Regions from separate parts of the Homo sapiens genome. Here regions 2 and 3 are each linked to region 1. A link is a loop called in an ENCODE intact Hi-C map of the cell type or tissue named here. Cell type or tissue: dorsolateral prefrontal cortex. All regions are shown on one strand.

What was found. A loop is a pair of places that touch in the nucleus more often than their neighbours do. Peaks named below come from ENCODE experiments on the same cell type or tissue, not always from the same donor. Only the 100,000 strongest peaks of a DNase experiment are listed, where the experiment ranks them.
Region 2: a loop joins it to region 1, with 2.2 times the contacts of the local background. A loop is called at or near these places in 6 of 110 quality-filtered maps.
Region 3: a loop joins it to region 1, with 2.5 times the contacts of the local background. A loop is called at or near these places in 4 of 110 quality-filtered maps.

The regions. Positions count from the first base shown.
Region 1 is chr1:14,109,562-14,117,561 of GRCh38, forward strand. It overlaps a transcript of KAZN not described here. Among named protein-coding and RNA genes, the nearest start is that of KAZN-AS1, 310 kb to the right of the region's middle. In dorsolateral prefrontal cortex, CTCF peaks have their summits at 4,462 (motif pointing right) and 4,664; a DNase peak (open chromatin) is centred at 4,480; H3K27ac peaks cover 946 bases.
Region 2 is chr1:14,518,965-14,526,964 of GRCh38, forward strand. It overlaps a transcript of KAZN not described here. Among named protein-coding and RNA genes, the nearest start is that of KAZN, 76 kb to the right of the region's middle. RefSeq lists enhancers at 1,107-1,216, 1,517-1,576, 4,061-4,150. In dorsolateral prefrontal cortex, no CTCF peak of the experiment used is centred here; a DNase peak (open chromatin) is centred at 4,080.
Region 3 is chr1:14,919,892-14,927,891 of GRCh38, forward strand. The region is part of intron 1 of KAZN (kazrin, periplakin interacting protein); the gene reads left to right. LOC124903849 (a long non-coding RNA gene) reads right to left here and starts at 4,000. Exons shown (of 3, transcript XR_007065477.1): 1 at 3,871-4,000; 2 at 3,310-3,373; 3 at 2,481-2,562. RefSeq lists an enhancer at 3,594-4,093 and a silencer at 4,124-4,303. In dorsolateral prefrontal cortex, CTCF peaks have their summits at 4,821, 5,020 and 5,220; DNase peaks (open chromatin) are centred at 4,250, 4,760 and 5,263; H3K4me3 peaks cover 3,881 bases; H3K27ac peaks cover 4,053 bases.

The DNA of each region.
Region 1 (8,000 bases):
ATAATGTCCTTTCTGCTATGTCAAGAGTGATTTTGGCCCTTACCCTTCTTTCTCCACGCTCTGATATTTTTCTTTCATTTCTTTTTGGAACATAAATTTGATTTCCCATTTGCACGGCCCAGCGTGAACCTGAGGGTAATTACTCTAATTTGCAGCTGCATCAAGAAGGCAAAGACTGGAGCCACCATTCCATTCAGCTTAAACTCTCCTCCATCAGGCCCCTCTCCTGAAAATGCCATTCCTTATCAAAACGATTTCAGCGTCAAGTAGGAGCTGTACTAAAAATTTATGTAAGTTTCCCTTTACTTTTCTGATAGCTGTAAAAATCTGTTCTAAAAGGATGGAGGCATTTTTTTCCCCTACCATTTCTCTATAGCCTATGTTAATTTTGCTCTTTTCTTGCCACCCAATTTTGTTCTCTTCAGTCCTGTTCTCAGCTGGATCCTGGTGTTTCACTCCACATATTGAATAAGCAAAGCAATAATATGTTGTGATTAATAAGTGGCTTGACAGGCAGGAAAAAAGAAAATCTTATTCATTGCATCAGTGGTGCTGTGCAAATGCACTGTTTTTGAAAAATGCATTTAGTCAGCAGGGTGGTTTTTGTCCACATCCTTGGCCCTGTGCTCTCCACTTCAGCTGGATGTTCCGTTTCCTTCACGTGCAAATTTCAGGCTTGCAGAACATGAGGGCATGGGTTCCAAGGATGCTTAAAGCCTTGCCAAACCTTAGGAACTCATTTTTGGAGGCCAAATCCCTCATTACATAAGATATATTAATACACATCCACATCCCACTTGCAATGCAATTTTGTATAACTCTCTAAGAATTTAGACTTGAGTTGCATTTGACCTGTTGATACAACTAAGTCCTCCTGTGCCACTGACCTTCTCCTGCGCCTGTATGGGTGTGACCCATACAACTTACAACAGTGCTATGGTTTAGGCACTCTTATTATCCAGATCATTTTGTAGTTTTTTGACTTCTATTGCATATCTATCTATTTCTCTTAGGAGGTTTTATTTGCATGACTTGGAATGATACATTATTTTTCAGATCTCAAGAAACTTTTCTCCTTTGAAAAGCTCACAGGCTCTGGATCTGCTTTCTCTAAGGTGGTAGCCACAAACCATCTGTGGCTACAAAACCCTTAAAATGTGGCTAGCCCAAGCTGTGCTTTGAGTGTAAAATACACCCTAGGTTTCAGGCTTAGTACAGGGAAAAAAAAGACACGTAAAATATCTCATTAATATCTTTTTATATTGACTACATGTTAAGATGACAATGACGATGTTTTGGCTGTGCTAAATAAAATATATATTACAATTAATTTTAACTTTTGTTTGTGTGTGTTTTTTACTTTTTAATGAGATTACTAGAAACTTTTAAATTGCATACACAATTTGCATTATATTTCTGCTGGACAGCATTGCTCTAGATAGCATGGGAAATGATGTGGGGGTTAAAATGGCCCTGGATGACTCCTGCCTTCAGTGGAAGTACATCAATGTCCTGAAGGAGGTGGAGGATTCATCAATATTCATCCACACAGCAGACATCCATTGAGGGTCTATGCTATGCCAGACATTAGGCAAAATGCTAGAGATAGGGGGACAGCAGGATAAATAGAGTTTCCACCCAGGGCCTCTGCATCAGGGCGCCTAGCCACAGCACACACGCGGGCTGCAGTCCAGGATATGCCGATCCACTAAGCTTGAAATTGCATGGGGATCCTGGCTGCTGAGCAAGGGGTGGGCAGGAAGGAAAGAGTGCCTCCTAGAGACAGATCTACACTGTAGAAATAAACAGTAAGACTTTGGAGGTTGCACATTGGAAAAGTGAAGGAACTACTGATCTCTATATGCCCTGTGCTTGGCACATAGAAAGCTGGTGATAATTGTGCACTGAGTACTAACGTCAGGCCCAGCAGAGTCCAAAAGGACTGGGGCAGCATTGCTGCACTTGAAGGAAATGGTTCGTTTTTCTCATTCATACGAAAGGGCTGTCTCTCTCCCAGCTGTGCTTTTTGAGGGTTGCATGTGCACCTTGTAAAAGAGCCTCTGATTCCTCACCAGCCCTGTCTGTGCCCTTACAGAGCAGGGGCATTGAAAGTCCTGCACACCTGCGTTGTCTCTGGACTCCACACCTGATGCCCCAACCCTTTGCCTAGATTCTTTTCTTTTTTTTTTTTTTTTTGAGGTGGAGTCTCGCTCTGTCGCCCAGGCTGCAGTGCAGTGGCATGATCTTGGCTAACTGCAACCTCGGCTTCCTGGGTTCAAGCGATTCTCCTGCCTCAGCCTCCTGAGTAGCTGGGACTACAGCTGCGCACCACCACGCCCGGCTAATTTTTGTATTTTTAGTAGAGACGGGCTTTCACCATATTGGTCAGGCTGGTCTTGAACTCCTGACCTAGTGATCCACCCACCTCGGCCTCCCAAAATGCTGTGATTACAGACGTGAGCCACCACGCTCAGCCCCTTTGCCTAGATTCTAACTTCTGGCCTGGATTCCTGAGACTGCCACCCTCCAGGCTTAGAGGGTCTGCCGCAGCTTTGCCATATCTGACTGCTGACTTCTGACCCAAGGCTGGGTCTGACCTTACCTACTGGCTGTCCACATCAGGCAAGCCAGTGAGGTTTCTCCTTTGTCCTCTTCTTCTCTAAAAAAGTCCCACTTATTTGCTGTCTTCCTGACTCTCTCTGCTAGAAGGTGAGCTCCTGATCTGGTGTGTTCATTCGTGTATCTGCAGCACTGAGAACACTGCTAGCTCAGTCTGGATGCTGTGTGACCATATGGTAGTGAGGACAAACCCACCACCGTTACTTGGGTGAGGAGCTGCCTGCATCCCTCCCACTCCTCTTTGGCCACTGTGGGTTGTCAACAGTCTTGATTCCAAGAAGTGATGTCCTGGCTTTTAGGAGAAAGAACTTTGTTGGGAGCATGGCAGACACTCTCCTCTCACTCCCAGGGACCCTCACCCTTGTATGATCACTTCTCCATTCAGTGTCGGTGTAGGGGGAAACTGTGACTCTGATAAGATGTCACTCCCATGATTATGTTCCCTTACATGGAAAAAGGGAGATGGATGGAATGGGCCTGGTATAATCACATGAGTCCTTTCAAAGCAGGGAGTTGTCTTGGCTGGTAGTAGAAGAAGTCAGAGACATTGGAGGCATGAGAGAGTGCAGTCTTGGCACTGATGACTAGGCTGGCTGTGCTTCTTGTTCCTGCCATGCCCTTTGCCTTGGTTTTGTCTCTTGACCTTTTCCAAGCTGCCACACTCTTTACTGCATCCCAGCCTCCAGCCCTGTGCCTAGCACATAGAAAGCTCTAGATAACTGTTCAGCCCAGCAGAGTTCAAAGTGCTGTGCGGAAGAAAGGCAGTCTTGCCTGTCACTAACTGCATCCCTGGCTTTGATGGGCAAAGACTTTGCCCAAGTGTCTAAAGTGACACATCATTCCCCTGCTCATTAGAGATGAGGAGTTTCTTCACTTTTTCAATGTGCACCCTCCAAAGTCTTGTTTATTTCTACAGTGTAGATTTGTCTCTAGGAGGTGCTCCTTCCTTCCTGCCCACCCCTTCCTCAGCACTGGGGATCCCCATGCAATTTCAAGGCTGGGCAAGTCAGGTGACAGCAGTAAAGTCACTCATTTCTTGATTCTTTCTCTGGCATAAAAGCCATACAATCCCTGTCTCTTAGGGAGTTGGGGCTGGCAGAGAACAGAGATGTTCAGTGGCAAATACCCTGCCAACCTTGTGATGTGTGGCGAAAGGATGACTGGGTGGGAAGAGCCAGCGTCACACCACATTCTCAGCTGAGTTTTCCAAATTCTGTCTTTACATAGGTCGTGACAAGTAAAGCACTTTCCCCGAAAAATGCAGGCGTACAATTAGCCCAGGCCCTGAGATCTGAAAGAGAAGGAAGGTGACCGGAGACGTCATTTATTACGTCCTTCCCACGTACTTGGTATTTTTCCAAAAACTTCCATGTTTGAGTTGATTATCCTGTTTTACAGAAAAGGAAACTGACACTTAAAGAGGTTGAGTCACTTTCCCCAAATTGCACAGCTAAGAAATGAAAGATCTGGACAAGCACCCAAGTGTTCTGACTGCAGAGTATTAGCTCCTTCCTGACCACGGTGCTGGGGTGTCTGAGCTCTGTCCAAGCTCCATGACCTTGGAAAACCATTGAGCCTTCCTGAACTCAGTTTCTTGTCCTGTTCTATGAGGATTTACATGAAGACTCAATGACATTATTTATGCCAAGGGCTTTGCATGGTGGAAACTCTTGAACAACAGTAGAGCAAAGACGCCAGTGGGGCATCTACTGGCCAGTGACCTGTGTGTGGCCGTCTGAAATTAAGGGGTGTTTGCCTGGAGTCTGCCCCCTTGTTTGGGTAGGAAGGGAAAAGCTCAGTGGTGGTTTTGGTGGAGGCCACAAACTGGCAGCAAACGTCCAGGGGAGGGCACTCTTCTCTCACAGCTCAATGAGTCCTCCAAGGCCTTGCAGTGCAGCTTTTAAGAGGTGCAGTCAGCCTTTTAGAAACGCTGAGCCCCAGGCCAGCCATGGCGGTGGCAGAGCTGCATGGGAAGCATCCCTGGACCGATTCAGTGCCTGGTTCTTCAGGGCCACAGCAGCAGACGGCCCCATTATTTTCAGGCTACACAGACAAGTGCATGTGGGTGACCGAATATGTCATGTTTCAGCTGCTGCGTGGGGGGCCGGCATTGGGGGGATCAGTGCACTTTTGAGGCAGGACTTTGATGCTCCCCATGGCTCTCTTTTAACCCTGGGGATCCCTGGGGAGGCAGGATATGACTCTGGCGATTTGCAGAATCAGGAAGGAAGTGGTTTAGGTGTTTGAAACCACACTCTACTCTCCAGCCTGGAACTCTCTCGAGCCCCCTATTCCAGGCATCCAGATTGTGTCCTCTCTTTGCCCACCCCACCGTCGATGCCCCCCATATCCTCCATATCCAGGCCGACTGCCCCACATTTCACTCTGTATTTGAAAAGCCCTTCCTTCTTCCTCCCTTCCTTCTGCATTCCCCCATTCACCATTAACAATGATAATGGTTTGATAGATTTATCTTTTCACATATCAGGTTGGAAAACTGATTAGATGGAAACTTTCAATACCTTGATCTCTAAAAGTGATGACACACTGTCATTCTAGACACAGTGTCAGTATATTTTCTAATCTAATATTCATTGCAAGCTTGCTGCATACTAGAAATGCTGAGCCCTCTAACTCCATCCCCACAATGATTCCATAAGGCAGGTGCTGTTACCGTTCCCATTTATAAATGACACAACTACAACCATAGAGGGTACATTTTCCCAGAGAGGGTAAATTGGTTCACTTGCTTAGTGTTTGGAGGTGCTCAGTCTCTGACCCAGGTCTATTGTGTACAAACCCCACCTTCTTAGCCACTGCTCCTGTGCTGGCTCTGTTGATGTCTGCCTTAGTCAGCCCAGGCTGCCATAACAAAGTCCCACAGACTGAGTGGGTTAAAGAGCAGACATTGATCTTCCACAGTGCTGGAGGCTGCAAGTCCAAGAGCAAGGTACCTGCAGATTCACTTCCTGGTGAGGGCTCTCTTCCTGACTTGCAGACAGCCACTTTCTCACTGTGTCCTCACATGGCAGAGAGATACAACAATGTCTCTCACTTCTTATGCAGCCACAAATCACATCATGAAGAACTTACCCTTATGACCTCATCTAACCCTAATTACCTCCTGATATGGTTTGGCTGTGCCCCCACCCAAATCTCATCTTGAATTCCCACATGTTGTGGGAGGGACCCAGTGGGAGGTAATTGAATCATGGGGGCAGGTCTTTCCTGTGCTGTTCTCATGATAGTGAATAAGTCTTATGAGATCTAATGGTTCCAAAAAGGGAACTTTCCCTGCACAAGCTTCTTCTCTTTGCTGCTATGTGAGATGTGCCTTTTACCTTCCACCATGATTGTGAGGCCTCCTCAGCCATGTGGAACTGTAAGTCCATTAAAACCTTTTACTTCCCAGTCCTAAGCATGTCTTTATCAGCAGCATGAAAATGAATTAATATAGTAAATTGGTACCAATGGAGTGGGATGCCACTGAAAAAATACCCGAAAATGCGGAAGCGACTTTGGAATTGAGTAACAGGCAGGGGTTGGAACAATTTGGAGGGCTCAGAAGAAGACAGGAAAATGTGGAAAATTTGGAACTTCCTAGAGACTTGTTGAATAGCTTTGCCCAAAATGCTGATAGCGATACGGACAATAAAGTCCAGGCTGAGGTGGTCTCAGACGGAAATAAGGACCTTCTTGGGAACTAGAGCAAAGGTGAGTCTTGTTACGTTTTACCAAAGAGTCTGGCAGCATTTTGCCCTTGCCCTAGAGATTTGTGTAACTTTGAACTTGAGAGAAATGATTTAGGGTATCCGGAAGAATAAATTTCTAAGTAGCAAAGTATTCAAGATGTGACTTGAGTGCTGTTAAAGGCATTCAGTTTTATAAAGGAAGCGGAGCATAAAAGTTCAAAAATTTGCATCCTGACAATGCAATAGAAAAGGAAATCCCATTTCCTGAGGAGAAATCCAAGCTGACTTAAGAAATTTGCGTAAGTAACAAGGAACCAATTGTTAATCCCTGAGACAATGGGGAAATTGTCTCCAGGGCATGTCAGAGGTCTTCAAGGCAGTCTCTCCCATCACAGGCCCAGAGGCCTAGGAGAAAAAAGTGGTTTTGTGGAACAGGCCCAGGGTCCCCATGCTGTGTGCAGCCTAGGGATCTGGCATTCTCCATCCCAGCTGCTCCAGCCGTGGCTGACAGGGGCCAACATAGAGCTTGGGTCTTGGCTTCAGAGGGTGCAAGCCTCAAGCCATGGCAACTTCCATGTGATGTTGAGCCTGCCAGTGCACAGAAGTCAAGAGTTGAGGTTTGGGAACCTCTGCCTAGATTTCAGAGGATGTATGGAAACACCTGGATGTCCAGGCAGAAGTTTGCTGCAGGGGCAGGGTTTTCATAGAGAGCCTCTGCTAGGGCAGTGCAGAAGGGAAATGTGGGGTCAGAGCCCCCCACATGGAGTCCCTACTGGGATGCTGCTTAGTGGAGTTGTGAGAAGAGGGCCACTGTCCTCCAGACCCCAGAATGGTAGATCCACTGACAGCTCCCACCGTGTGCCTGGAAAAGCTGCAGACACTCAATGCCAGCCTGTGAAAGCAGCCAGGAGGGAGGCTGTACCCTGCAAAGCAACAGGGGTGGAGCTGCCCAAGACCATAAGAACCTACCTCTTTCATCAGTGTAACCTGAATATGAGACATGGAGTCAAAGGAGATCATTTTGGAATTATCAGATTTGACTGCCCTGCTGGATTTTGGACTTGCATGGAGCCTGTAGCCCCTTTGTTCTGGCCATTTTCTCCCATTTGTAATGGCTGTATTTACCCAATGCTTGGATTGTCTGTAGGAAGTAACTAACTTGCTTTTGATTTTACAGACTCATAGGTGCAAGGGACTTGCCTTGTCTTGGATGAGACTTCGGACTGTGGATTTTTAGTTAATGCTTGAAATGAGTTAAGACATTGGGGAACTGTTGGGAAGACATGATTGGTTTTGATATGTGAGGACATGAGATTTGGGAGGGGCCGAGGTGGAATGATATGGTTTGGCTGTGTCCCCATCCAAATCTCATCTTGAATTCTCATGTATTGTGGGAAGGATCTGGTGGGAGGTAATTGAATCATGGGGGCAGGTCTTTCCCGTGCTCTTCTTGTGATAGTGAATAAGTCTCATGGGAACTGATGATTTTAAAAAGGGGAATTTCCCTGCGCAAGCTTCTTCTGTTGACTGCTGCTATGTGAGACATGCCTTTCACCTTCCGCCATGATTGTGAGGCCTACCCAGCTACACTGAAGTGTAAGTTCATTAAAACCTCTTTTTCTTCCTGGTCTCAAGTATGTCTTTATCAGCAGCATGAAAGTGGACTAATACACCTCCCAAAGGCCCCAC
Region 2 (8,000 bases), 410 kb after region 1:
AGATCCTGTTGCTCTAGGGACCCTGAATAATGAGGCAAGTATTTTGCCTTCTTTGGGCCACCATTTCCTTAGCCATAGGTGAGGGGTAGGAAGGGAGTAAGGGAAGCGGAGTTTAGAAATAATCTGTCCCTGAGTCCCATTCAGCATGGACTGCCTATGATTCTAAAATAATTGGAAATTTTTAAAAAAAAATTTAAATAATAAAAACAAAAAGTTTCTGGAATCAAAGAAATAGCCCCTGACTACACAGCTTGAAATGGACCCTACAGGCAAGGAGAGGAGGGCCCAAGGCACAGGACTGAGCTGCAGTTTTGTAGTTTGCAAAGAAAGCAACCCTCTGCTTTGCTTTAGATGGCCTCCGAGGCCAGTTCTTTGGGCAGAATCCAGAAACAGGAAGAAGTTGCAGAAGAGAAGAGGCAAAGAAACAAAGAAAGGACTTGTCTGAGAAAAGCAGCCAAGAGCAGCATACATGTCAGGGACAGTGAGGGTGCTGAGCGGCAGATACTACCCTCGTGGGTATCCTCCCTCAGTTGAGGCTCTTCCCCTCTCCCAGTTTTTCTTACCCCCAGTGGCACAGATTGCCTTTGGAGAGAGCTGACCTGGGAGAAAGAAAGTCCACTTTTGAGTTTCTAAAGCCTAGGCCAGGGCACGAGAGAGATATGAAAGCATAAGTGGTGAATATCCTCCCATCTGGAGGGAAGAAAAGAGAGTAAGAGGGAAAACAGAGAAAATGTGGATGCCAGAGCACCCTGGACCCTGCATTACCCCAAGAGACTTTGGGGGATTCCAGCCCATGGATGACCTGAGAGATGCAGGAGGATCCCCAGAGTCCCATGTGTCTGGCATGACCCAGCAGCAGGAGAAATGTCTGAGCTAGAAGTGGATAGGCCTGGGTTGGCCTCACAGGGTTCCCTGTGCCAAGCATGAAGTCAGAACATAGAGTGTCCTCAGGCACCCAGAGGGCCCCATGATGGTGTGGGAGCTGTGGATGCTTCCCACGAGCCCAGGCATCTGTCACACATGTGTTTCCTGCCATTGCACAGATCGTGCCATAGGTGGTGGCAAGAAGACGCCTTATAATTGGGGCCAAGGAGCACATAGCAGTCACATATACAGCCTGTAGACAAAAGTCAAGATGGAGAGAGAGATCTTCAGGAAATGAGGCCAGTATGGCTCATGGATGACACAAGGCCCAGTGGTGTCCAGTCCTGGCACTTGTTCATAATCACAGACATTTCATTTATACAACCCTATGATCCATTGGGTGTGGCCAAGCTGGAAACAAAGAAACTGAAATGACCACACATGGCCACAGGATTTCTCTCCTCCGGTGGCCACAGCCCAATGGAGGAGACAGACCTCCCGAGAAGGGTGGGCATGGGGTGCCATGATAGACGTAGCAAGCAGGAACAGGGGTTGGGGTCACCATGTGAATGAGAGAGAAACAGGCACTGAAGCTGCAGGAGCCTGGGGGACAATTGTGCATGCCAGGCACCTAGAAAGCAGGAAGAGGGGAGATAGCAGATGAAAACACACACACTAATCCAATGCCCATCTCCATAAAAAGCAGTGGCTCATGGGACAACCAAGAGAGCTCCTCTGACTTCCTGCCCAAGCAAGAGCATAACTAGGTGATGGGGGCAGAGGCTCTGAGGAGCCCAGGCAAGAGCTCAGCACAGCTTTGCTAAGGTTCGCCTCTGGAAGCAGCCACCTCTGGGAATTTCCCTGGTATCTGTTTGGGCAGAGACTGAAACTGAACTGAACCATTAATAGCCTGTGATCATCCTCCCAAACTCCCCCCAAACCTTAATTCTTTTGCACTAAACCAAAGATGGTTTTGTTTTAACATCTGATTCACCGGACTCAACTAAAAAATGAAAGAGCTGAACCAAAGGAGCAGAATAATCCCAGCACCTGCAGCAAACTGTTCATCCATCCAGCTCCATTCCCTGGGCAGGGCAGGTTCCCCTAAGGCATTGTTCTATTGGGAAGAAGGCCCATGAGAGGCCAGAGCAGGGAGAGGCATGCAGTGGCATGATCCAGAGGGAAAAGGAAGAGAAAGTAACCATCCGAGTACTCCCCACTCTTGGAAGAGCCAATAGACAAAATCCAGATGAGCTTATGAGTAATGGATGTCCTATGTGCCACAGGGTGTTACAGGCAGATGCTGAGGGAGGGGTGCAGCCAACGTAAGGAGAAATGCAAATAAAGATCAGGCTTGGGGGCAGGGGTCTGATGATGCCCCCAAAACGCCAGTCAGCAGGGACTCTGACATTTAAAGAGGCACCATAACCACTTGAGCCAAATCTCTTTTCACTCAGTGTGCCCAATGTGATATTTAAACAGAAATGTCGCCCTCACTGCATTTATGCCCCTCCAACCCTTCAGAATTGGGTCTGCTGTCCAAATGGCTCATGTGTGTCCACCTTCCAGAGCCAAAGTGAAAATTTCTGATAAAAACAGAAAAAGGTAAATTTCGGCTTTATGAACTCAGGATTAAATCAGGCCAGGCCTTTCTGTGAAATGTGAACCCTGTAATGCTGAGAAATTGAAAAAGCCCTTGCTTTTTGAAGCTCTGGCCTATCTTTAATTGAACCTTTTGCATGAAATCATGAACCATGGCCGATGCCATGAAACAACTCAAGGAAGAAACCAGCAAAGCAACTGGCTTTGAACTGAGACCTGCGAACTGAGAACCGCCTACAGTCCGTAAAAGACCAGCCTGGGCCCTTGGGTTGCCCTCATCCTGTTTTAGAATCGTCTCTTTTCTTTGAAAACTGGGGAAAGGGAGGAAGTGTGGTTACTGAGGATTAAGCTTGAGTCGACCTTGAGTTAGGGGTCAAGTTACCACATCATGGTTTGGGTCAGAACTGATTATTTTTGGCAAATGTACACCAAAAAATCACATTTTTTAAGTGGATAAAAGTGCACCATAGGAAAAAATTCATTTTCGGAGACATCAGCACATTTCAGTGAGTACTGTGGCTAAATTTGAAAGAATGTGAACTTTTGAGATTACTAATATACATCCAAATGTGTGTTAGGGAATGTACATTGAGCTCTGTTATTCCTAATCTTTTACACAGGCCCTCTCCACCAAATTTCATAGACACATTAGAAAAAGGAAAGCCACTCACACTCCTGCTTGCATAGAAGTCCCCTGCCTTTTGCCAATGAGCTTTTCTGCTCCCAGATCAACTTGATTAAGTAAGATATAATTTTCTGCTTCTCTCTCCTGGCATAGGCACGGCTGTATAATGTCTTCGTTCTCCCCAGTGAGATGCCTGTAACTGACCTAACTTAAAGAGAAATATGTTCTGCCTCCCATCTTCAGAGGAAGAAACCCTCTGAGACCTACATGTGATTTGTCTTGTTGCCTGCAAAAGTTTGCTCTTTATGGTGACAGCTAGGCTTGCTTGGGAGATTTGAACAGATACAGCTTCTTGGTGCAGCTGCCTCTGCTCTCCTAATTTGATCCTGAGCCTAACAATTACAGTTATCAAGGAGCCAGCTCTTCCAAAAGGTTTCCTGCAAATCACGTCATCATCTGTGATGTGTACAATTTGGTCTCTTGGATTATGCAATGATTCTGGGTGTTGTTTTAAAGCCTGACTTTAATAAAAAGCCCGAGAAAAGAACAAATGCAAATGGGTGTTGACGTGGACTGCCCATCCTCTGGCACCAGCAGTAGAATACAGACAGTACCTACAGCAACACAATAGATAATGCATCTGCAATTACCGGGATACTTAACATGTGTTGTATAACTCATCGGAGAAAATATAGATCTTTTGTGTGTGTTTCAGATGTAGAAGGAATGAATGAATCACAGGTCATAAACTCAGGCGTGGGACAAGTATCAGATCTTTGTATTTTCTTCCAAGCAGCTTAATTTCAATCGTGACTACTCCATGCCAACAGGTAGGCAGGAAATTCCACCTCATTGATTCTCTGGGTGCCCCTGTTCCCACCCAGAGGGTCTTTCTCTAGCACCAAGGTGCTGGGAGGGCTCCCTGTCCGCCTGTAATTCCCCCAACTCCCCAGCATGTACGAGCTATGAGTCACTAGGCCACACTGGTTGCCATGGAGACACTCATCGTCCTAGTCTACTGGTCCCTCCAGGTTGAGGCTGCGGCTTCCACACCAGGCATGGAGGCTTCAGGATCTTGGTGAGGCTGGGAGGCACCTCACCCTTCCCCACTGGCATCCTCACCAACCCCCTGAGCCTGGCCAGAGAGCAGGGTGCTGCCTCCCCTAGCTGTCAGAATACTTTTTGGCTCCCAGTCCAGGGCAATAAACTTTTCTTCAAAGATTCTCTCGCTCTTCATGTCCCTCCCAGAGTTGCTCCCTCTCCACCAAACCCATCCACCTCTGTGATTGTAAGCTTTGGCAAACCAAGGCCAGAAAGGGAGCTGTCCAGTGGGCAGCTCCAACTCTCCACCCTGCCTGGAGCCTCCCAGCTCGGAGCTTGTGGCCTACCAGAGACATGGAAAGGGCGGAAATAAAGAAAAGCAATGCCCAAATAGATACAAATGTGTCCCATCCCTGCAAATGTCACAAAGTCATGAATAATTACCACGAGGGACACTTCCCCAGCTTTTTTGCTGCTCCATCACCAGCAGCCCTCTAGTGAATCCCAGCACTTCCTTCACTTTCTCTCCTAGTTCCATTCCCAAGCCAATATTTCTTTGTACATTCCAGCTGCCTTCTGAATCCCTTACTTCCTCTTCAGTGTTCCCACGCAGGTGACAGCAGGAAGAAGCATGGTCTGGTTGATCCGATGGTACATGAAGCTAATGGCCATGAGCCTCCCATGTGGTCCTGGGGCTGCACAGAATGTGCTGGTGGCCACAGGAAGGCTCAGAGACCATGATGTTGAGGAAGGGGCTCAAGGGGGCTTACAGACATGGCAGAGACACATGAGATGGAATAAAAATGCCACATATGTCAGTCAAATTGAATAGCTAAGGGAGAGCGAGGTGTTGTTTTGAAAGCGTATATCCACGTGGCTTAAAGGCGTGTCACTCGTTTTGTTTTGTTTTGTTTTGTTTTGTTTTGTTTTGTTTTGTTTTTATGAGACAGAGTCTTGTTCTGTCACCTGGGCTGGAGTACAGTGGTGTGAGCTCGGCTCACTGCAACCTCTGCCTCCCAGATTCAAGCGATTCTCCTGCTTCAGCCTCCCGAGTAGCTGGGATTACAGGCATGCACCACCACGCCTGGGTAATTTTTGTATTTTTAGTAGAGACGGGGTTTCACCATGCTGGCCAGGCTGGTCTCAAACTCCTGACCTCAAGTGGTCCACTCGCCTCAGCCTCCCGAAGTGCTGAGATTATAGGCATGAGCCACCGCACCCAACGAAGGTGTGTCACTTGTGTGCGTTTGTGTGACATCCTGGAAGCATGGAGGCAGGGTCAGGGGTCTGGAGCCAATGACCCACATTCTAGACCCAGCTTTTCCACAAAGGAGCCTGTGCCCTTGAGAAAGCCCACTCCCCCGTCTCATTTCTAAAAACAAAAGATTAGACCAATTTATCACCAGGCTCTCTTTGACTCTGAGGGTCTTTGACGCTAATTGATTTTTTAAAAATAAACAATATTTTAAACACTATTTTATGGTGATTAAGGTACTTGCTCATTATCTAATGGCCAACCTGGATGAATTTAACCCCCCAGGCATGTCAGTCTGCCACGACTGTGCTTTCACCGTTCGACTCCATAAAACCCAGCAAACTTCATGTATATTAAAGTTTAATAGCAGCTCAAGAGTGAGAAGCTGAAAGAAATGTGAACAGTACCTAAGGGGTGTTTTATTCATGTTGATTCTCATATGTATGATAAATAGTTCCTGTGCCTGATTTCGTGATGAGAACAGGTTCTTTAAAACACCAGCAAAGGAAGCCCATAAGGAAAACAGAAATCATCTACCATAAAGAAAAAGCCAAAATATTCATATATTTCTTTGGAGACCCAGCAAGGTCTGGAGAGAGCCAGACATTTGCACCTTGGCTAGATGTATTTAACACCAGTGATCTACTCCAAACCCCATGTGGGGCAGGATGCCAGCAAGACAGCATGGATTTTGGATAGCAGCTCACCCAGGAAGGACACTCAGGTTCAGAGCAGATGACACATGGACATATGTATCAGGGTTGTCCCATGTATATGTATGGACGTGTGTTTGAATATGTGCATGCATGCATGTATGTGTATGTAACAGAATAGAGTGTAAATGTACATATTGTACAAATGTGCAAATGTAAGCAAGCTATTCTTAGCTTGCCAGCCATACAGAATTAGCTTGCCAATTATGCAAACTGTGCTCTAATAGGTAGTTTGTGCATTAATTTCTTTTTTATCATGTAGAACATAAATTACCAACTTTTTTCTGTAAAGGGCCAGTTACTGTGTGAGGCTTTTGAACCATGAGGTGTCTGTTGCAACTACTCAGCTGGCCGTTGCAGAGTAAAAGCAGACTTAGACAACACATAAACAAATGAGCATGCTTGTGTTCCGATAAAACTTTATTTATGCACACTGAAATTTGAATTTCATATAACATTTGCATGTCAAACAATATTATGATCCTTTTGATTTTTTCAACAATTTAAAAATGCAAACACTATTCTTAGCTTGCCAGCCATACATAAACAGGTGACAGGCTGGATTTGGCCAAGGGCCACAGTTTGCAATATTTAATTTAGAATGCATTTCCCATAGGAAAAAAAATGATTGTAAATGTTGTTTGGCTTACCAGATCAATCCACAAAAGTCAATTCAATCCATAAAGAATCAAAATATGGCATATATAGCATGAATATTTATGCTAGCTACTGTTAGTGCTCTCGATAATCATGAATTTCTTTAATACTCAGTGCAATCCTATGGGGAAACAGGTTTAGAGAGTTTGAGTCACTTTCCTATCTCAGCTAAGAAGCTGAATACCTGGGATTTAAACCAAGGTCTTGGGATCTCAGAGCTGTGTTATTCACAGCAAAAGAACCCCACTTGCTCATAAATTAGGGGGATGATGCCTGGTACCTAGGGAATCCTCAATGGATCTCCGCTACCAGCATTGTCGTCATTATGACTAAGTGTACTACTTCAACTCTACTAAATCAACATTTATGATACCATTTCCTAAACCTGGGTCTCAACCTGGGATGCCCCCACATTTTTCCCTTCCCTGGCTTTGAAGCCCTCCTCATTGTCATTTAGCAAGAGAGAAAGGGAATTCTCCTAAGTAGGTACGATTGACTCTTTAATTTTACACATTTTTGCCTCTACATAAGAGCAGATGTGCCAATCATTTCCCATTTGCTCCAAGGGAACAAGGGTGAAAGAGGACTCCCTTTGCAGCAGAGTCTGGGGCAGCCATATTTGGGCCTCTTTGTTGCCCATTCATGTTTCAGAGCCAGTCATGCATCAGAGGATCAAGGTGACATGCGTAGACCTGGGTTACAGCCATGTGCCAAGTGCCCCGGAGGTTTGAAATAAAACATTTCCCCATCCATCTGCATCATCAGTAATATTTTAGTAGCCACGTAAGCTACAAAGTTTGCTGAGAACAAAGAACCCTCCGGGTCATCTATAGCTGAAATTGACAAATTGAAATAGACAAAGATGTAAGTGAATATTTTTGTTCCTCCTTCATTCTTATCTCCCTGCTCTTGACTTCAGCCATTTTCCAGTTTCATAGTGGTCCATATTTTTAAACACATCCCTTGCACCGTCTCTCTGGATATCAAAAACCTCATTCCCCTGGGACCATTTTCATACATCAAGAAACCACTTCATAGTAAGGTACAGATACTTCATTAAACATGAGGTGTTCTCCCCCGCTGCTCAATGTCCCCCTTTTGTATCCATCTTGAAAGAGATCACCTGTCACCCAGAAGCGATTCTCTCCTGGTGTAATTTGGGCAACAGGACAGGCCACCAGAGGAGATGTTATAGTGCGGAGTTCTTGCTAACATCTTTCTGACAATAGCATCTGATTTGCCT
Region 3 (8,000 bases), 810 kb after region 1:
TATAGCCTAGGTGTGTAGTAGCTATCTCGTGTAGGTTGGGTAAGTACGCTTTATGATTGCACAATGACAAAATTGCCTACCAATGCATTTCCCAGAACGTCATTCTGCCTCTGTCCCTGTCCTTGTCATTAAGTGATGCATGACTATTTTAAAATCATAGCCAAATTGGGGGTGGGGGAAGGGAAAGAGTTCAGTGGGCTCAAATATTCAACTTTAAGCAGACACCAAACATAATGGGGTCTCTTAATACCATGTTTCTGGGTTTTGTTCCTTAAGCCAAATTTATCTTGTAGTCTTCTCCAGTGATCTAAAGGATGTTCCTCTGGGAACGAGGGGATGCTCTGGATGGGACCTGCACTTTTTTCTGTCTGCAGCCTCTTTTCTGTTTTTTTTTTTTTTTTTTTTGGGTGGCGCCCTGTCCAGCCTGAGGTCAGGGTCATGGGGACCCTGTCTGGCCTCAGAGCCCAGAACCAGAGCAGCCTCCCCACCCCCTGTCTGGACTGCCCCTTTCCCCTCTGAAGTCACACTATGCCTCTGCTCTTTAAAATGAGTTGCCGGGAGGACTGGATGAGGACACCTCCTGCTGTCTTTCCGGACCCCCAAATCCCCCCTTCCTGCTGCCCCACGGAGGCTGGACACAGTGTGCCCTGGAGCAGGACAGAGTGAGCCAAGTTGTATCCAGCCTCAATTCCCAGCATCTCCCAGGGGGTCTGGGAAGGTCTCCTGGAAGTAGAACTGGCTACATAATTGGTAGGTCCCAATGTTCAAAAATAATTAAGAATTTCAAGGCAACAACAGTGGAGCATTCACCCAAGCTCGGGGCCCTTCTGAGCACGGGGCCCAGTGTGACCACACAGGTCACATGCCCAGAAGCTGGCTCTGCAAAGGGATCTCCTCTAAACCCCCAAGAGTTATCATTTGTGTGGGACCTGCCCAAGCCACTCAGGGCAGAAAATGGGTAGGTTAGTCCTTGACTCCAGGGTCTCCTGGTGGAGAACTGAGCAGAAACATCTCCTGGGCTCAGGGCATCCTCATAAATGTACCTCAAGGTGTTTTTAATGTACCTCCCCACCCAAGACAGATGGGTTTCTGATAGGTTCCTAACTGCCACCGTGGCCACAGACTTGCCAGCTAGCAGAGTTGAGAGCAGGGAGAGTGAGGGGCTACAGCTGAGTAAGGGGGGCATGGGCAGCCTGGGAACCTCCAGAAAACTGGAGAAGCTGGACCCCACTGCCATCTGCAGTCCTGGGCCTGAGCATGCAACACACACACACACACACACACACACACACACACATTCACACAGAGCCACGGCCAAACTGCACTGAGTAAAAGTTACAGAGGGAATTCCCCAGGGTTGTGGCCTTACGAAGCAGCTTGGATGACTGAAAAGTAACTAGGACGTATGTGCGCTTCAGGAGGTTGCAGAGGGACCAGTGACGGTAGCGGTGAAATGGTCCCTGGTGGCCAATGGGCTACATAAAGACTTTTAGATATGTTTACTTTCTTCTTCCTCCGTCTCCTCTTCCTCCCTTTCCTTCTTAAGTTTTAAAGAGTTGCTAATGTTTCAAATTTAGATTTCATGTAAAAATCCATATTCCTAGTAGTTCTAAACAAACAAAAAAAAGTAGAACATCTGACAACACTAAGACTACATTCCTGCCTGACAACAATCTACAGCCTCCTCTACAGGGGCCGGTGGCCTCATTTGCCACAGTCCCCACCAGCCTAATGTCTCTCTGATACCAAATCCAAGTGACAGGAGCTACATACTCATACTTGTGCTGGGTTTTGTTTATAGGGGTTTTTTTGTTGTTGTTCTTGTTTGTTTGTTTTTTGAGACCAGGTCTCACTCTGTCGCCTAGCCTGGAGTGTGCTGGCACAATCTCGGCTATCTGCAGCCTCCCCCTCCTAGGTTCAAGTGATTCTCCTGCCTCAGCCTCCTGAGTAGCTGGGATTACAGGTGTGTGCCACCACTCCCGGCTAATTTTTGTATTTTTAGTAGAGACGGGGTTTCACCATATTAGCCAGGCTGGTCTTGAACTCTTGACGTCAAGTCACCCACCCTCTTCGGCCTCCCAAAGTGCTGGGATTCCAGGCATGAGCCACCATGCCCAGCCAGGTGCTATTTTTTTCTTGTTATGGAGTTAAGAGGAAAGCACATGTCTCTATCAAAAGTATAATTCATGTACTTCCAGAAATACGTGAAAGACTATGTTTCTTTGCGGAAGTGAAAAGTCTTCCTAAGTGTTTAATATGCCAAGAGTGTTTAAGTCAAAATAATATAACATAAATGCCCTTATGAAATAAACCACAGTAGCCCCTGCTCAACCCAGCTCACTCATTTATGTTCCCAGGCAGGTCCCTGAAGGTAACTCAGACAGTCCTGGACCAGATTCTCCAGGATGCAGGGGCTGGCAAGGGCATTCCTAGCTTCTCCGCTCTCGGGTGCTCAGAGTGATCATTCTTTTGTTCTGCTCTGTCTGTTATCTCAGTAAAGGAGAGGAATTAGGGGATTCCCAGCATCTCTGGTCACTTGGTGTGGTGTCAGTTTCCTTCCTCCTGGAAAAGTGGTGTGGGTACTTTTCTTCCACAGCTGGGAGCACCCAGCACTTCCCATGCCACTCTGCCGTCCTCTGGCGCAGTTAAAAGTGCACTTTGGGAGGCCGAGGCTGGCGCATCACCAGATCAGGAGTTCGAGACCAGCCTGACCAACATGGCGAAACCCTGTCTCTACTAAAAATACAAAAATTAGCCGGGCATGGTGGCGGGCACCTGTAATCCCAGCTACTCAGGAGGCTGAGGCAGGAGAATCGCTTGAACCCGGGAGGCGGAAGTTGCAGTGAGCCAAGATCACACCACCGCACTCCAGGCTGGGTGACAAAGCGAGACTCTGTCTCAAAAAAAAAAAAAAAAAAAAAAGTGCCAGCTAGACAGGGCAGGGGTTCTAAGGCAGCCTCCGCAGCTGGGCCAGTTTCCATCATTGGGAAGGTGAGGATGCGGGGGCGGGGGGAAGCTGGGAAGGCCATGATAGTTGGTGGCCAGGCCACTGTGGTTGCTGAGAGCCAGGGCTTCTGACCCATGGGCAGGAAACTGCTCCTAAAAGGTTTTGTAGACTTAAGGGAAAGTAATTAGGTTCTCACAGCTTGTTGGACAGCCATAGGCCAGTGACCTAGAAATTTGCACATCTCAGGCCTGGGCCAGTGGGAGCCTCAGATTATAGAGCCAAGCCTGGGCAGGGTAAGGTTGCTAGCATGCTGCCTACAAGGGGAGGCTGGGGGCTCCATGAGTGTGTGACTGACTCCTCACCTGGCTGTGTGGCCTCGGCTCCCGCGTGTCTACAACAGGGGGGAACTGGACCTGCCTCCTGGGGCTGTAAGGAGATAATTAGTCTTTCTAAACAGCATCGTAATCCCCAGATCAAAGGGGGCTCAGAGCTGCACACTTACTTCACAGGAGCACTGCCAGCCTGAACACCCACTCCAGCGGGTGGGTTCTGTTGTGCAGACCCTCCAAGGTGCCACTTCCTACAGGGTTTGCCTGGCCTTGTCACTGTTCCCCCACCCACTCCCAGGGTCCAGGCTCTGGCCTCCCCTGCCAATGGCTGCCATAGTTGGAGAGTTCATGGGCAGCACTGATAATGGACAGTGGGGAATTACTAATGCCTAACTCATAGATGGGGAAACTGAGGCTGGGGAAGTGAGGTGAAGTCACAGGGCCTCCCACCAGATCTCAGCCCCCTCGCGATCTCCCCCACCAGACGGTGGGTGCACTCAGCATTCCCCTCACTTAGAGGATGGCCGGTCACACGCAAAGATGAGCGAAGGAAAGGTCCCGGGGCTGCTCCCCTGCCCGCCCACTCCTTCTGACCTCTCCCGGTCAGCTGTGGGGACCTCGGCTCTCGGCAAGGCTGTCACAGGGTGTCAGGAGAGGAGAGAGACACAGCAAAGTGGGGTGCCAGGCAGAGGCCAGGGGCTTTCAAAGACCGGGGCTCGAGTTCCGTCACAGCCACCCCTGTGACATCGGCCGTCTTTCTGACCCTCCGTGTCCCCGGGAATGACCGCGTCGGGGATGCACCGAGTGGCGGGGGCCGGGCGCACAACGGGGCGACGCGGCGGCGCTCCCCGGGCACTGGGGCCAGTCTGGGCGCCGCGGCGGGGCGGGGGCGGGGCGGGGGCGGGGCGAGCCTCGGCAGTCGCCAGCCCGGAAGGAGCGGGAGGAGGAGCCGCGGGACTGAGAGCCGTTCCCACGTGAGAGGCTCCGCGGCCGAATTCCTCGCGTGCAGCAGGCGCGGACCGCCCGGCGTCCGGCCGGACTGAGAGCCCTGGTCCGGCGCGCGCCGCCGGCCGGGCGGGAGGCGGGGGCGGGCTCGGCTGCGCCCCGATGCGGCGGCGACCTCCGGGTCTGTGAGCCCGGCGCGCGCCGTCGGAGCCCCTCGCGCAGCCGCTGGTAGCGTCCCCCCGGGCACCCGGCATGCGGGCGGCCGACTCGGGCTCGTGGGAGCGCGTCCGCCAGCTCGCGGCGCAGGGCGAGCCGGCGCCTTCCTGCGGGGCGGGGGCCGGGCCCGCGCGGCCCCCGGGACCCGCAGCCTGCGAGCAGTGCGTGGACGCGGCGGGGCCCGGCGATCGGCCCCGCGCCGGGGTTCCCCGGGTCCGAGCGGATGGCGACTGCAGCCAGCCCGGTAGGTGCGCGCGGGGCGGGGCGGGGCGGGCGGCGCGGACACAGGCCCAGGAGCCGCCGGGGCCGGGCGCGCGAGGGCGCTCGGAGCCGGGATCGGGAAGCCGCTGGTGGCAAAGTTCTCGCAGCGCGCGGAGCCCCGAGCCCCGGGCGGGTGCAGCGGGAGGCGTGCGGGACGCAGAGTGAGTTCCTCGGCGTGGGGACCGGGGCTCGGGGGCTGCACCGGGGGGCCAGGACCGCGCTTGCCGGAGCCAGGCGATCCCGCGGCGCCTGGAGACCCAGCTCCGGGCTGGACCCCGCGTCTGCTGGGGGAAGCGTGGGAAAGGGGCCAGCCCTGCGCGAAGTTGGTTCGGCCCCCTGGGACCGCACCTGTGAGCCATGTGGCGGCCCCCGCGGAGTGCCGAGGGGAGCCCCCTTCACCGCCGCCCCTCCGAGGCGAAATTGATGCCTCGCATTTGCTAGGAGCGGAGAGATTGCTGCGTTTCTCATACACTTGAACTCCGAGTAATGCAGAAAGAGAAATTGCAGAGGTGGAGACACAAACGCAGTGATCTAATTGCGTTTGGTTGGCGAATCCGCCCCAAGTGGAGAACAGCGTTTTACTGTTAAAGTGTTCCCAGCGGGTGTGCCCGTTCCATCCCACTCAGGCCTGCGCTATCTCCCTTCCCCCTGCCCCTTCCCCCCAAGTTAGGGCATGGGGATGGGAGACAGGAACCCCTGCGTCATCTTGACTGGAGTAGGAAGAAACCTTAGAAGACGAAGGGCTTTTCTGAGAAGGGGCTGCCATCACCAGGTCCAAGTTCTGAATACTTTTTCCGGGAAAAACGGGAGGGGGAGGCACAACATAATTATTCCTTATTCATCGAACACCTATTGTGTTCTAGTAATTCACATGCAACACATCCTTAAAATCTTATCACAACCCTGGGAGTGAGGCTGTGTTATCTCCATGCAGATGAGGACAGAAAAGCCCGGAGGTTAAGCGACTTGCCCAAGTTCCCAGAGTCCTAAATCATGGTGTTGGAATTCCCAGTTTTGTCCGTGGAAATCCAAAGTCTTAGCACCATAATACCTCTCCCAGGCAGCAAGCTCACTAGCTGGGGAGCACACGGGCTTATTTTCCTAATAATCATTTCTTTCCTGTAAGAAAAAAGCCAACCACAAGGCCCCCTATTCTTGTTTTTGCCTATGGTAGCCTCCCCAGGAGATGGAATGCCGCCTCTGGGTGTCAGGGCAGAGTAGTCCTCTCTCCTGTGTTGGAGTTTTCCTTTTCCCACCTTCTCCCCAGTTACACACGGCAGAGTCCAAGACGGGTTGAGGTAAAACAGCATCGATGCGAAAAGGAAGCAGATGGGAGAGTTTGGTCAAGTTGCTTCATCTTTTTGAGACTCAATTTACCCATCTGTACAGTGGAAATAATAATAGTACCAACTAAAGATCTGTCATTCCAAAGATGGTGTCTGTAAAACACCTTGCCTCATTCACCATAAATGCTTAATGCATGTTAGTCCTCAGCTCCTTCTGGCATTACATGCTTGCCAGATGACCTGTCAGTGCTCCCACTGACTCAGTTTCCCATTAGATTGTGGCGCTCTCTGCTCCATCTCCACCCTCATGAACTATGTCAAGATGACTTTTGTCTTGTCTGTAAAATACTAAAGTGATCTGAGGCTGAGTGTTGTGTCAGTGGGAGTTGTTTTCATGTAAACATGTACAGGAGATGGCTAGGTGGAGATAGGGCTGTTTACTTTGTGTCTCTATAGACTCCATTTGTGTGTTCATCATAATATCCTAATGACACGGTATAGCCCAGGAATGCCTGTTTCCTAGGTCTAGGGGTGGTTGTTATTCCTGCAGCCCTCATGGTATGTCCGTTTTAAAAGACAGCACATTGGAAAACTCTTTTCCCAGTTTACAGATGACATCACTGGCATGAAACAAGATCAGACCAGCAGCTAAACCAGAAAGTTTTGAGTTTTCTCTACCCTACTGCCCTTCACCCTTTCTGGTCTCTGGTTCTTAAAGACCAAATCGAGTTTCTGAGAACTTCCATGATGGCTAGGCATTGAGGACAGCCTGCCGTGGAAATGGTTCTGAAACCATCGGCTGTTACAAGGGGCTTTCCTCTAGGAGGGCGATGGGAACTCTGGCTCAAAGCTGCAAGCTGAACTTGTTGCTGAAATAAACATTTCAGCCAGGCTGTGCGGTGGCTCTTCCTCGAATCTCAGCACTTGATCCCAAGTCAAATGTGGTGCTCAGTTTAAGGAGCTGAAAGAGGTGCCCTGTTGGATGGGAGAGTCTGTGAATTGGCACTTTCAGAGATGTGGGGAAGGGAAAAGATAGAGGGGGATGCTGGCTTGGTGGGATGGAGGCCCGAACACCTTGAATTGCTCAGGGAGAATGTCCTGAGATCGGCAGGTGATGGCCCTGTGATGGTGACAGCTCTGACCTCCAGGGTGCGTGACCCAGGGACTAGAGCAGGAGGTGCAGACAGTGGATGTTTGCACAATCCGCACCTGCTTCTGCCTCGATTGCGTTTTACTCTGAGATGTTCCACAACTCACTTTCCCTGTTGGCACCAAGGGAATAACTCCTTCTGAAGGACGGATCATTCCAGAGCCCCCTCAGAGTGAACCAGGTGCTCACTGGAGGTTCTTAAACTGGGAACAGGAATCCGGTTCTTTGATCTTTCATTGTCCATTCATTCGGTCACATTTCTTGAGCATCTGCTCCGGGCCAGGCACTGTTGTAGCTGCCAGGGATATGGCAGCAAAGGAGATGACTGCAGCCCTGGTTTCCATGGAGCTTATAGTCTGTGGGAGGAGATTTCCAGTAGGCAAATAGGCACAGGATATGTCCAGAGATGGTGTAAGTGCTATGCAGAAAAATAAAGCCGGGGAGGGGTTAGAATGATGGGAGCAGGTGCTGCTTAGTTTTTAGGTAGGGTGGACAGAGGAGCACGTTCTAGAATGAAGTGAGGTGTGTGGGTGCTGAGTTTCTAAGGCAAGAGGGTGTTGCCGATCAGCTAAAGGAACTAAGCCATTTTTAAAAGGTGGTGGGAAATTAGTATCTTTGTAGACGAGGCACTCTACAGGTCTGTAACTGAAGCATCTGCACTCTAACCCTTTTGCTCCATTTGGCATTTCTCTTAACCCCGAGCTCAGAAAGCCACGTGGCCTTATTCTGCCTCTTCACATCCTCTACCTTTTTAAAATTCTGTATTATTTTATTACGATGATCATTTGGGTTCTTATCACTTCTTGCCCCTCCCCTTTACATGAAACCCGCGGTTGAGGGGACTGGGGCGCTTGTGTGTCTTTGTC